Linked DNA regions of Homo sapiens: region 1 is linked to region 2. The links are chromatin loops, found by intact Hi-C in ENCODE. Cell type or tissue: mammary epithelial cell. All regions are shown on one strand. Each heading gives the region's core, and the rest is flanking DNA. Links, peaks and the distances in the headings are about the cores only.

The links. A loop is a pair of places that touch in the nucleus more often than their neighbours do. Peaks named below come from ENCODE experiments on the same cell type or tissue, not always from the same donor. Only the 100,000 strongest peaks of a DNase experiment are listed, where the experiment ranks them.
Region 1: a loop joins it to region 2, with 2.8 times the contacts of the local background. A loop is called at or near these places in 4 of 110 quality-filtered maps.

Annotation. Positions count from the first base shown.
Region 1 is chr21:35,603,925-35,609,312 of GRCh38, reverse strand. No RefSeq gene overlaps it. Among named protein-coding and RNA genes, the nearest start is that of MIR802, 110 kb to the left of the region's middle. In mammary epithelial cell, for the core only: no CTCF peak of the experiment used is centred there; a DNase peak (open chromatin) is centred at 2,532; H3K27ac peaks cover 2,935 bases.
Region 2 is chr21:35,522,561-35,527,948 of GRCh38, reverse strand. The region is part of intron 1 of LOC100506403 (a long non-coding RNA gene); the gene reads left to right. Among named protein-coding and RNA genes, the nearest start is that of MIR802, 200 kb to the left of the region's middle. RefSeq lists an enhancer at 1,871-3,070. In mammary epithelial cell, for the core only: no CTCF peak of the experiment used is centred there; a DNase peak (open chromatin) is centred at 2,278; H3K27ac peaks cover 1,333 bases.

The DNA.
Region 1 (5,388 bases), core at 61-5,060, 81 kb before region 2:
ATGATACAGCAAATCTAACACGATGTTAACAATTGTAGAATCTGGGTGATAGATATATGTGTATTCACTATATAATACTGTCAACTATTATGCATGCCCCAAAAGGTTCCTGGTTAAAAAAACAAAACAAAACAAACTAGACTTGTAGCTTCTCTCTGTAGCTGCTGCTGCTCTTACTGCCCCTCAGCAGGCATGAGGCTGGGAACTGGACACTGGGATGGTGATTTGGCCTTGCCAGGGGTCCAGCTGCCCTGGCCATTGGTATGGGAGAGGAACTGCAGGAGATCCCTGCTGCCTTCCAGTTCATGGGATGATGGCCTCCACTTCTGCCCCTGTTTGCTTCTCCTTTCAAATCTTACATGAAGGTATACAGTTTGAAGAAGCCAGTTTGACTCCAATATCTGTGCAATGGAATACTGCTCATTAAAAAGGAATTAAACTATTGATACACACAACATGGGTGAAGATCAAACTGTCTCCTTCCCTTTGATTCAAGGGAATCTGAGAAATGTGGTTCTCAGCTTTCCAGCATCTGCAGTTTGGAAGACATGCAAGAGCATGGCTGGAAGGAATGCCAACCGCCGGTTCTCTACACCTACCATAATCTTATATTCTTTTTGGACAGTTTTCTTTTTTCTTTTTTATGATTCTTATAAATAGAGTATAATTTACACACATTAAGGCTCAAAGTTTTATAAGTTTTGATAAACGTATATACCTGCACAATCACCATACCAGTCAGGGCATAGAGCATTTCCATGACCTCAGAAACCCCCTTGTGCCACCCTTAGCAGCAAGCATTGTTCTGTTTTCCAGCCTTACAACTTAGCTTTGCTTGCTCTCCAGCCCAGAGAAATGAAAACGAAAAAGTTCCACTAAAAAAAACATGTATAAGGATGTTAATACCAGCATTTTTCATAATAGTTTCAAAGTGGAAATAATCTAAGTGTTTATCAGTAGGAGAATCAATAATTACACTCTGGTATGTCTGTGTAGTGGAATACTGCTCATTTGAAAGGAATTAAGCTATTCATACACACAACATGGGTGAAGATCAGATACAATGTAAATTCATTTTATAATTAGTAAAAGAAGTTTTAGTACATTTTAATTCTGGGATAGCCTTCACTTTTGCTTTATGCATTTCTTTAATGGTTAAGTTATAATAATTACATACTAATTTAAAAAGTTTAAATGCAAAATGCAGTAATCATTGTGATTAAATGTTAGTAGGCAATTTAGTAATATTATGACAATATTATACAATTAATGTTTTAATTATATCTATATTTAAAACTTAAATATAAATTATTTAAATATAAAAGATACATTATATTTTAAATAGGTAAAATCATAGATATATTATTTATTTTGAAGTAAAAGTGATCAGAATATGTCACCCCAAAATATGCTGCTTTGGCATATTGATTATTTTGAGCTGAAGGCAATTAAGAAAAGCAGATATGGGAAGGGCTATCTGCCCCCTACTTTTCTCCCTAAAAGGAGGGCATAAATTTCCTATGAGAAAGGTATTCTGGTACCAGGAAGAAGATAACATTTGTATCATCAGAGATGGCGAGATGATACCAAGATGAGTCTGTACAAATAAACCTTCCTAAAATAACCCTTTTGTTTCATTGGTTACCCCAGTATATTTTCTAGTCCTTTTCCCACAATTTATTGTCCCAAACCTCTTTATCGTGTCACTTCTCCACAAATTTATCACTGTTTGTTAAAATGGTATATAAGCCCTCAATTCTACCTGTTCCTTTCAGGTTTTCACTTCTTCTCTACGAAGTCCCCTGTGTCATGTAAAAAAATTAACATCAAATATAATCTGTATGCGTTTCTCCTGCTAATCTGGCTTTCGTTAGTTGAACTTGCAAACCTCTGCTGCAGAACCTAAGAGGGTTGAGGAAAAGTTTTGCCTCTCCTACAGAAGCAAAGAAAGAATTAGAGTTGGTTCAAATCTCCAAGTCACTAATAGTCCTTTTAGGTGACTTTGAGGAGTAGAGCCATATTCAGAGTCAGCAACTCAGCCACCAAAAACACTCAAATTTCATTTTCAGAATAAATATAAATTATGATTTGATTCTACTTTATAACTATGTCAGCTGGGATGCATTTGGAGTAATAGAAAATTTGTTGACAGTGGCTTAAGCCGTAAGAACACTTACTGATGTTACAAAAATCATGGAAGTGGTCTCAGGGTAGGCTTGAGGGGTTACAAGGACACCAAGCTTCTAAAGTTTTTCTTCTTCATTCCGATATCCTTAGAGTATGAGCAATGCCTACTGCCTTCCACTCATGCACACAAGACAGCTGCCCCTGCTCCAACCATTATGTCCTCACATGATAGTGTTACAGATAGCAGGAGGAGCTGCCACAAAAGGGCTTTCTCTTCCACAGGTCTTCTCGGTCAGGGAGGAAAGTCTTTCCCAGAAGTAAAGAACAGGCTTTTTTTCATCTCTTTGGTCAGAAGAGAGTCACATAGCAATCACTAAACCAGTCACTGGCTAAGACAATTGGGGTTTTCATGATTTTCCTAGAACAAATAATTCAGCCAGGATGACATGTTACTGCCTGAACAAAATTAGTGTTCTGTAGGCCAGGAAGTGGCTACCCTGAGATATTTCCAAAGTCTATATAGATCAGAAACGAGTTATATCAGTAATATTCTGCCTCATCAGTGCTTAAAGTGTGAGCCTTTAATCCTGAGGAAATAGACCAGAGAGAAAGATGAATTCTGGCTTTAAATCCCACATGCTCTGTGCGCTTGAGCAAGTAACTTTACTTTTCTGAAAGTCAGTTTTCTTATCTATAAAATGGGAATAATAATAATCTCTGACATGTAGGATCTGGGGAGGAATACTAGAAATAATACATACGGAGCACCTGGCACAGTGTCTGGTACGTAGCAAGGGGCTTACAAAATGGTACATATGATTACTCTCGAAAAGCGCAGACAGGCTTAAACCACGGCTTATGTCATTGAGTCACATTGCACATTTCTTTGTTGTTCCCTTTAAGAACTTAGAGAAGTATGATTTTGAAATGCCTACTTTCTAAGAGGGGTAGATGAGATTCAGGTAAGGCATTTAGAGTGTTCAGCATACTTCTAGCCAATAGTTGGTGCTCAGTGAATTCTTAGATCCCAGTTGGAAATGATGTGAGTTCTTTTCCTGACATTCACCTGAGCTTGAAAACAATGCTGAGAAATTCTCCTCTCCCTACTGCTGAACCCAGCTCACTCTGCCCTTAACTCCTATTTGCTGCTCTGTGTCTTCAGAGAATTGTCCAGGTCTGACCTCGATAAACGGGGTCTATGAGGGGAAGAGTAAACCAGGGGGACAGCAAGCAGTGAATTAACCCTGACATCCCCTAAAGCCCCAAGATGTTTGCTTCGTAAGATTTTGAGCCTTGCTTTTGGCTTTTCCTTTTTTTGAATAATTTGGTCTCTGATGTTTCTAAGCAGGCAAATCCTCAGACCATAATGTACAAGGACTCTGGCTTTTATGGTCTCATGCTGTGTGTTTCATCCATTAGGAAAGAAGGGGCGCACCCAGCTTCTCAATGTACTGAATGCTTACATCCATGCTGTCACTTTTGAGCCCACACAAGAAAGGTGGGTTTCATTTATCCCCTTTCTATAAATGAGCAAAATAAAGGTCACAGGCACTAGATAACTTCCAATGTTACCTATGTAGTACTTTGTTAGGATTTGGAATTAGAAGTCTCATCCAAGGGTCCCTAGTTTACTCAGGAAACAGAAGTTTGACTAACATGCACCAGGAATGTCTTTCCTTTTTTTTTTTTTTTCAAGTTTCTGTAAATTCAGAATTTATCTTTATTATATACATAACTAAAGAATTGAAATAAACTCCATGGCATCACAGCATTATCCAGGTTCCCAATTCGTGGGCAAAAAATTATCCTCATGTCTTTCTTTTTAACAGTAGAAACAATCATTTGTACGGCATAGAGACCTACCCAATTTTAGGAACTTCTGAAACCTTGAAAGTTCAAAGCCAAAGGTTGATCCACACCACCTCTGTGAATTAGTGAATATTTATTTTCGTAATTTATAAATGGCAGAGAGATTGAGTCATGGTTGCTTTGTTTTGTTTTCACTTCCAATATAATCCTCTAAGGTATTGAAGGTAGCTTCCCCAAGCCCTGAGCTACGTATTGAGTTATTTTTGGTTTCCTTGGAGGTTTAAAAGTGGAGGAGCAAGACCTTGGGATGGGGGGTGGGATGGACTGAGGAAACAGATGGGATAAGGGACTCTGGAGTTTGGGGTTTAACTCAGGACCCCCTTCTTGGAGGGGTGCCATAGTTAGCCTTTAGCACAGATGGGTTGGGGGAGGCCATGGGCCTGGAGGACCACATTGTGAGAGGTCCTGTGAGGCCCAGGGCCTGAGCTGATGCAGATGACTCCCCAGGGCAGCCTGCTCCCTGACTGATAAATGCTCTAAGCAATTGGTGGGGGTATTGGGCATTGTCTGCCAGCTCTAACTCTACCTAAAAACAGTGATCTCTCTCTTAGAGCACAGGCCTTGGATGATGGAGCAAGTGCGTTTGGACATGGAACTGAGAAGCCTCTTGGCAAGGAGGAGTATGTGTTTGCCCGGGGTTCTCAAGAGCAGATTTGAAGGCAGATCGTGTGATCTGTTCATACAGTGGAGTATGCAGGGTGACTTGATGGTAAAAGGGAGGGAAACAATCACAAGGGAGGCCAGGAAACGAAAAAGGAGCCTGGGACTAGAGCCCCTCACCTTCTCCAGGGTGCACCTACATCGCTTGGCCCCGGCTCCCTCCACGCAGAAAGCTCAGCCTGGCCCAGTGGAGCCAGTGGTGGGGCGTCAGTGACAATCCAGCCCTGCCACTACCAGTGCCAAGCCCCTGGGCATGGATGGGACCGTGTATTCTGTGCACAGGAAGGGCTGGTGTGTGGTGCTGGCATTATTGCTTCCATCCTTGTTATTGCCTGGAGCCCTCCTTAGCCTACTGCGCTACTTCACCTCTTCCTGGCAATATGGTGCCAAATCCTGCTGATGTTTCCTCTGCAACATCTGCTATTACTACCCAAGTTCAGGGGCCCTTGCTTACTCTTACCCAAAGGACACCAGATTCCTTCACTTGGCATTCCAGTGCCTCAAGTCTCTGGCCTGGACCAGCCTCCCTTTTGCCTCCTGTCTTGGTAGAGCCTCCTCTTGACCCCCTTCCAGTTGTACTAAAGTCCCTGAATTTCCTAGAGGCTGCAGGCTGTTTCCAGCTTCTTTCTCTTTGCTTGTGTGGCAAAGGATCCACCTAGAACTGCACCCCACCCCTGCCCCTTAGCTTCAATCTTAGTCCACAGCTCGCTTCCTTCAGAAAACCCTTTTCTG
Region 2 (5,388 bases), core at 104-5,103:
GTGAGTTACTGATGTGCACTGAGTGTTTGTGGTCCCCTCCCTGAATTTCTCTGTTGAAGTCCTAATCCCTAAAGTGATGGTATTTGGAGATGGGGTTTTGGGGGTGATAGGTCATGCGGGTGGAGCCCTCATGAATGGGATTAGCACTCTTAGGAGAAGACACAGGAGAGAGATGATTGCTCTCTTCCTTATGTAAGGATTCAGAGAGTAGCCAGTCATCTGCAAACCAGCAAGAGGACTCTCACCAGGAACAGAATTGGCTGCCACCTTGATTTTTGACTTACAGCCTCCAAAACTGAGAAAGTCATGCCTGGTGTGTAAGCTGCCCCATCTTTGGTATCCTGAATGGCAGCCTGATGTGACTGCAATAGTGATGAGCTCACCATGCACCTGCTGCTGGAAGTTCTTGTTAGTTTCCTGCTGCTTCTGCCCAAGGATAAGAAAGAAGATGATGTCTCTAAAGACCAGGGCCCCTCCACCCTGTATATTTTACCATTATTGTTTCCCCTGTTCCAGCAATACTACTTCTCTCAGTCCTGTTTGGGTTGCTCTAATGAAAATACCATAGACTGGGCGGCTTTCACACAAAAGAAATTTATTTCTCTCAGTTTTGGAGGATGGGAAGTCCAAGATCAAGGCACTGGCAGATTTAGTGTCTGCTGAGGGCCCAGTCCTAAGAGATGGCTGTTTTCTCCCTGTGCCCCCACAGGGTAGAAGGGGCAAACAATCTCTCTGGGATCCCTTTTATAAAAGCAGCAATACCATTCTTGAAGTCTCCTCCCTCATGACCTAATCACCTCCCAGAGGTCCCACCTCCTAATACTATTACCTTAGGGTTTAGTAGGACTGGTTTCCCAGAAGCCCCTCTCCGTGGCAATGTATGAATTTTGGGAAGACATAAACATATAGTCCATTGCACCACTTTATATACATAATATATATATATGTTATATGTATGTGTATAGATATATGTTTTGTGTGTGTGTGTGTGTGTGTGTGTATATATATATCTATATCTATATATCTCCCCTCTGGACTGTAGTCCAGTTGTAGCAAAACTTTAAAACATATACACACACATACACACACACACCCCCAGTGTGTGTGTGTGTGTGTGTGTGTGTATATAATATATCTTCTATATATCATCTGTCCTGTATATAGTGTGATATATATAATATATTATATATTATATATATATATCTCCCCTCTGGACTGTAGTCCAGTTGTAGCAAAACTTTAAAACACACACACACACACACACACACACACACACACATATATAACTTTCTAACTTTCCCTTGGTCAACAAGCCTCAGAGGAATAACATAGACTCAACTCAGAGAATCTTGTCTCTACCCTGACTCACATTTAAGGCACTAAAATATCATCGTACCTCCCAGCTTCCCAAGCACAGCCTTTTCTAATTTGTTTTCAAGGCTGATCACTATGATTGGTCATTTTGGTCTTCAGAGAGGAAAAGCCTTTTGCTTGATGTTTGGTGATATCCATACAAATCTGCAGCTTTCTGGCTCAGCTACTCATTGGGTGTTCCCGGGCATTACTCTCAAAAGTCTAATTTTCTCCCTAATGTCTCCCACACCCTGAGTCCCAGTTTTGGATTCAAAACCGATGTCCTGGGATATAAGCTCATTGGGAAACTGTGTCCTTAGATCTAGACACTTGTCCTTTACCTGGGCACTCTTGACGTGCTTCCTGCCCATGCTCAGCTATTTAGAATGTGACACCTCCCCTGAACAGAGGCACCAGAGCAATTGCCCCAAAGGAAGGTCCTGTCCTCTGCCTTCACCCATGTTGGTAGGTGGTTCTTCCAAGATCGAGGTGTCAGCAGAGCTGGAGGGGACTATAGGTGGAATAAGGTCATTGTATGTCTGTAGGTTGTCTGTGATTGGCTGGCTCTCAGAACAATGGCTTATTGTTCTTCCCCACCTGGGGCTCTCTCCCAAATGAGATTCATCTTATCTTAATCTTAATCTTAATCTTACTCTTATCAGGACCCCACAGGTTTATTGGAAATCAAGTGTGAGGATGGACCAGGGAAGACACACTGACAAAGTCCAGCATGTTCTAGGGTCTGTTACAGGTAGGAAGGCTTTTAGAGGAATGTTGAGAAGGAAGGGAGCCACTCCTTCTATAGAGTTATCCTTTTGGTTAAGGTGCAATACAGAGGTTTTAATCATTGCTTCAGCTTGCAACATACAGGCTAAAATGTGGACATGTAAGACAATCAATAAAACTTTATGATTCAGAGACAAATCAGCAAAACTTCATGATTCAGAAACAAATCAGTGTCCTTTTCAATGTCAGTAGGTCGTGCATTAATCAGTACATCAACAATTTGAGGAACTCACAGTAAGGTTCTTTACTTGGGGACAGGATGTGGCCATGAATCACAAGACCTCCCTGATGGAAGCCTGTCAAATGTGACCTGTAGGTTATCAACGATGAGAACTGTGTCTTACAGATCTTTGAGTCTCCAACACTGGTCACAGACTCAGGTACCCAGGGAGGTTCAAAATGTTTAGCTGGATGCTCAATAGATCTACAGGTGACAGACAATCCAGGTGCCAAAGCTAAGCCAGAATCCCCATTATTTTCATTTCCTTCTGTATTCATCAGCTTGGGCTGCGACAACATAATACCATAGACTGGCTCACTTAAATGACTGAAACTTATTTTCTCCCAGGTCTGAAGGCTGGAAGTCCAAGATCAAGGTGCTAGCCAATTTGGTTCCTGGTCAGGGCTCTCTTCCTGGCTTGTGGACTGCTGCCTTCCTGCTATGTCCTCACATGGTGAAGAGAGTGCTTGAGCACTCTCCTGTCTCTTCTTATAAGGACACTGATCCTATTGGATCAAGCCCTGCCCTTATGAGTCCACTTAACCTTAATTACCTCTGTAAGGGCCCTTTCTCCTAGTACAGTCACTTTGAGGGTTAGTGCTTCAACATGTGAATTTTGGGGGGACACAAACATTTGGTACATAACCGCTTCTTCAACAAAGATATTTTTTATAGATTAAGAAAGAAAATCACAGAGATGAACACGAAGATCAAAATTGACTACTCTTATGGGCTCTTACCTGTCTAAGGGCCTCCTTACCAGGAAGATGGCATGAAGGATAATAATCAGGATACAATAATCAATAACAATAATATCCTCTGCCTCACCTGCCAAACACCAGCTGCTTCTCAACTTTTGTGGTACTTCCAGTATCTCTGGGTGAGGGGCTGGGAGCCTTCGGTGGCTGCCCCATGCTGAGTACAGAGCAGGGGGATGCAGACACTGCAAAGGTTTCCACCATTTCTGAAGTCAATGAACAAGCTCATTCAAAAAGTATTTTCCTTTCCATTTGCCTCATACACAGGAAAACAAACAGGTATTAAAAAGTAGTCATTTATCAGAGGATAGTATTTCAAACACATGATAGACTATGATATTTTTATGATATTTACCATAGCCTCAAACACTCTCTCGACCACATGAGGACACTTATTTGACTGCTACTGCCATAATTACTGGTAATATCCAGGCAGATTTGAATTTGCAGATGAATATGTTTAACTTTGGCACATAATTAACACAATGACAGCAAAACAATTTAATCACATCATATGTGACCATTACCTAAAGTGTCTGTCTTTATATAATCAGTAGAAAAATTGCAGCCATCTATTTTTAATATTGCTAATATCGACATTTGAATGGAATTCAATGAATATCTAGAAATAAAATGGATACTGAGCAATAATTAAGCACTTGTATGTTTGCAATTGTAAGCTTCGATACTATTTTCAAAACAAATGGGGCCGGGGTATAATGTTCTGGGAGTTTCTGTTGGACTTGACTTTTCCTGGGTCAAATCTCAAGAGCTGTTTACTTGAGGAGGGGGTGGCGGGGCATGGAGCTGAGAATGTGAAGGAAGGGGCAGCCCCCCAGGGAGAATTCCAATCAGTGATCCAGTCATAGGTTTGGAGGGGATACTGCACCTGGCCATGTGCCAACAACATGGAAACTGGGGCATCTTAGGGGAAAGAAGACTCCAAGAAGTCCTGATAGTAATTCACTGAACTTGAGCACACCAGGTACAATGTTTTATGTGGTCCCTTGGGAAATTAAAACAGGCCTACTCTATGGGACTTCTGATATACCTAGAACAGCAGGGTTAAATTAATATAAGACAATAGAGATCTCATTGGAGGGCAAGGGTCCTCTGGAAGGTGTCTGTGTTTGGTGGAAGGGGTGGTAAGTACAAGTTCTTAGAGTAGCATTTAGGAACACATTGCCTTAAGCTAAATAACAAATTAAAGTCTAAGTTGCACACAGACAGACATAGACATGCAAAGATCTGTTACTATTTTGCTTTATTTAATCTATTGGGAGATTTTTTACTTATAATGGATCATTTAAGTGCTGGTACATTTTAATTAAAAGGCAAAAGAATTCCTAGCATCTTACAATATGAATGCATCCAAAAAATCATGAAGATGAGCTGCATCTGTTCTCTGCAGCATTTTCTAATAGAGACACATCAGAATTAGCCTAAATAGCCAACAAAACTAGTTCTTTAAATCTGATAACCTACATACTTAGCATGGCATATTACACATCTATAAAAAGGATGTCCAAAATTTATGTAATTACATGAAAAATTGTTCCAAGCATACATAAAAAGTAAGCTTAAACAATGGATGTTGTATAAATCAGTTTCATAAATAAGTCCATTCATAGAAAAGGCTACAAATGTCTGCAGACATTAATTGATTATCTAGCAGATAATTTTAATCTTCTTGCCATTGTTCCTACAAAGAGCCATTAAAAATAGACTTAAAAATCACTGAAAAAAAAATTTCAGGCTCTTGAATGCTTCTTTGTTTTTTTGTTTGTTTTTGAAACTGAGTTTCGCTCTCATCGCCCAGGCTGGAGTGCAATGGTGCGATCTTGGCTCACTGCAACCTCCACCTCCCGGGTTCAAGCAATTCTCCTGCCTCAGCCTCCTGAGTAGCTGGGATTACAGGCATGTGCCACGACACCCTGCTAATTTTGTATTTTTAGTAGGGATGGGGTTTTACCATGTTGGCCAGGCTGGTCACGAACTCTTGACCTCAGGGGATCCACCCCACCTTGGCTTCCCAAAGTGTTGGGATTACAGGCATGAGCCACCGTGCCTGGTTTCTTGAATACTTTTTGATAGTGGCTACTGTCAATGTCAAATCAAATGGGCAGATGCAGTGTAGCACAGCCATGCTCAAAGAGACTGGTATGGCCCCCAAGGTGAGATCCTAGCTACTGTGAAGGTGTGTGGCCTTCCTAAGGACCATTATACATAACCAGATACACAGTGTAACATATCAAAATTTCAAGGAGGTGG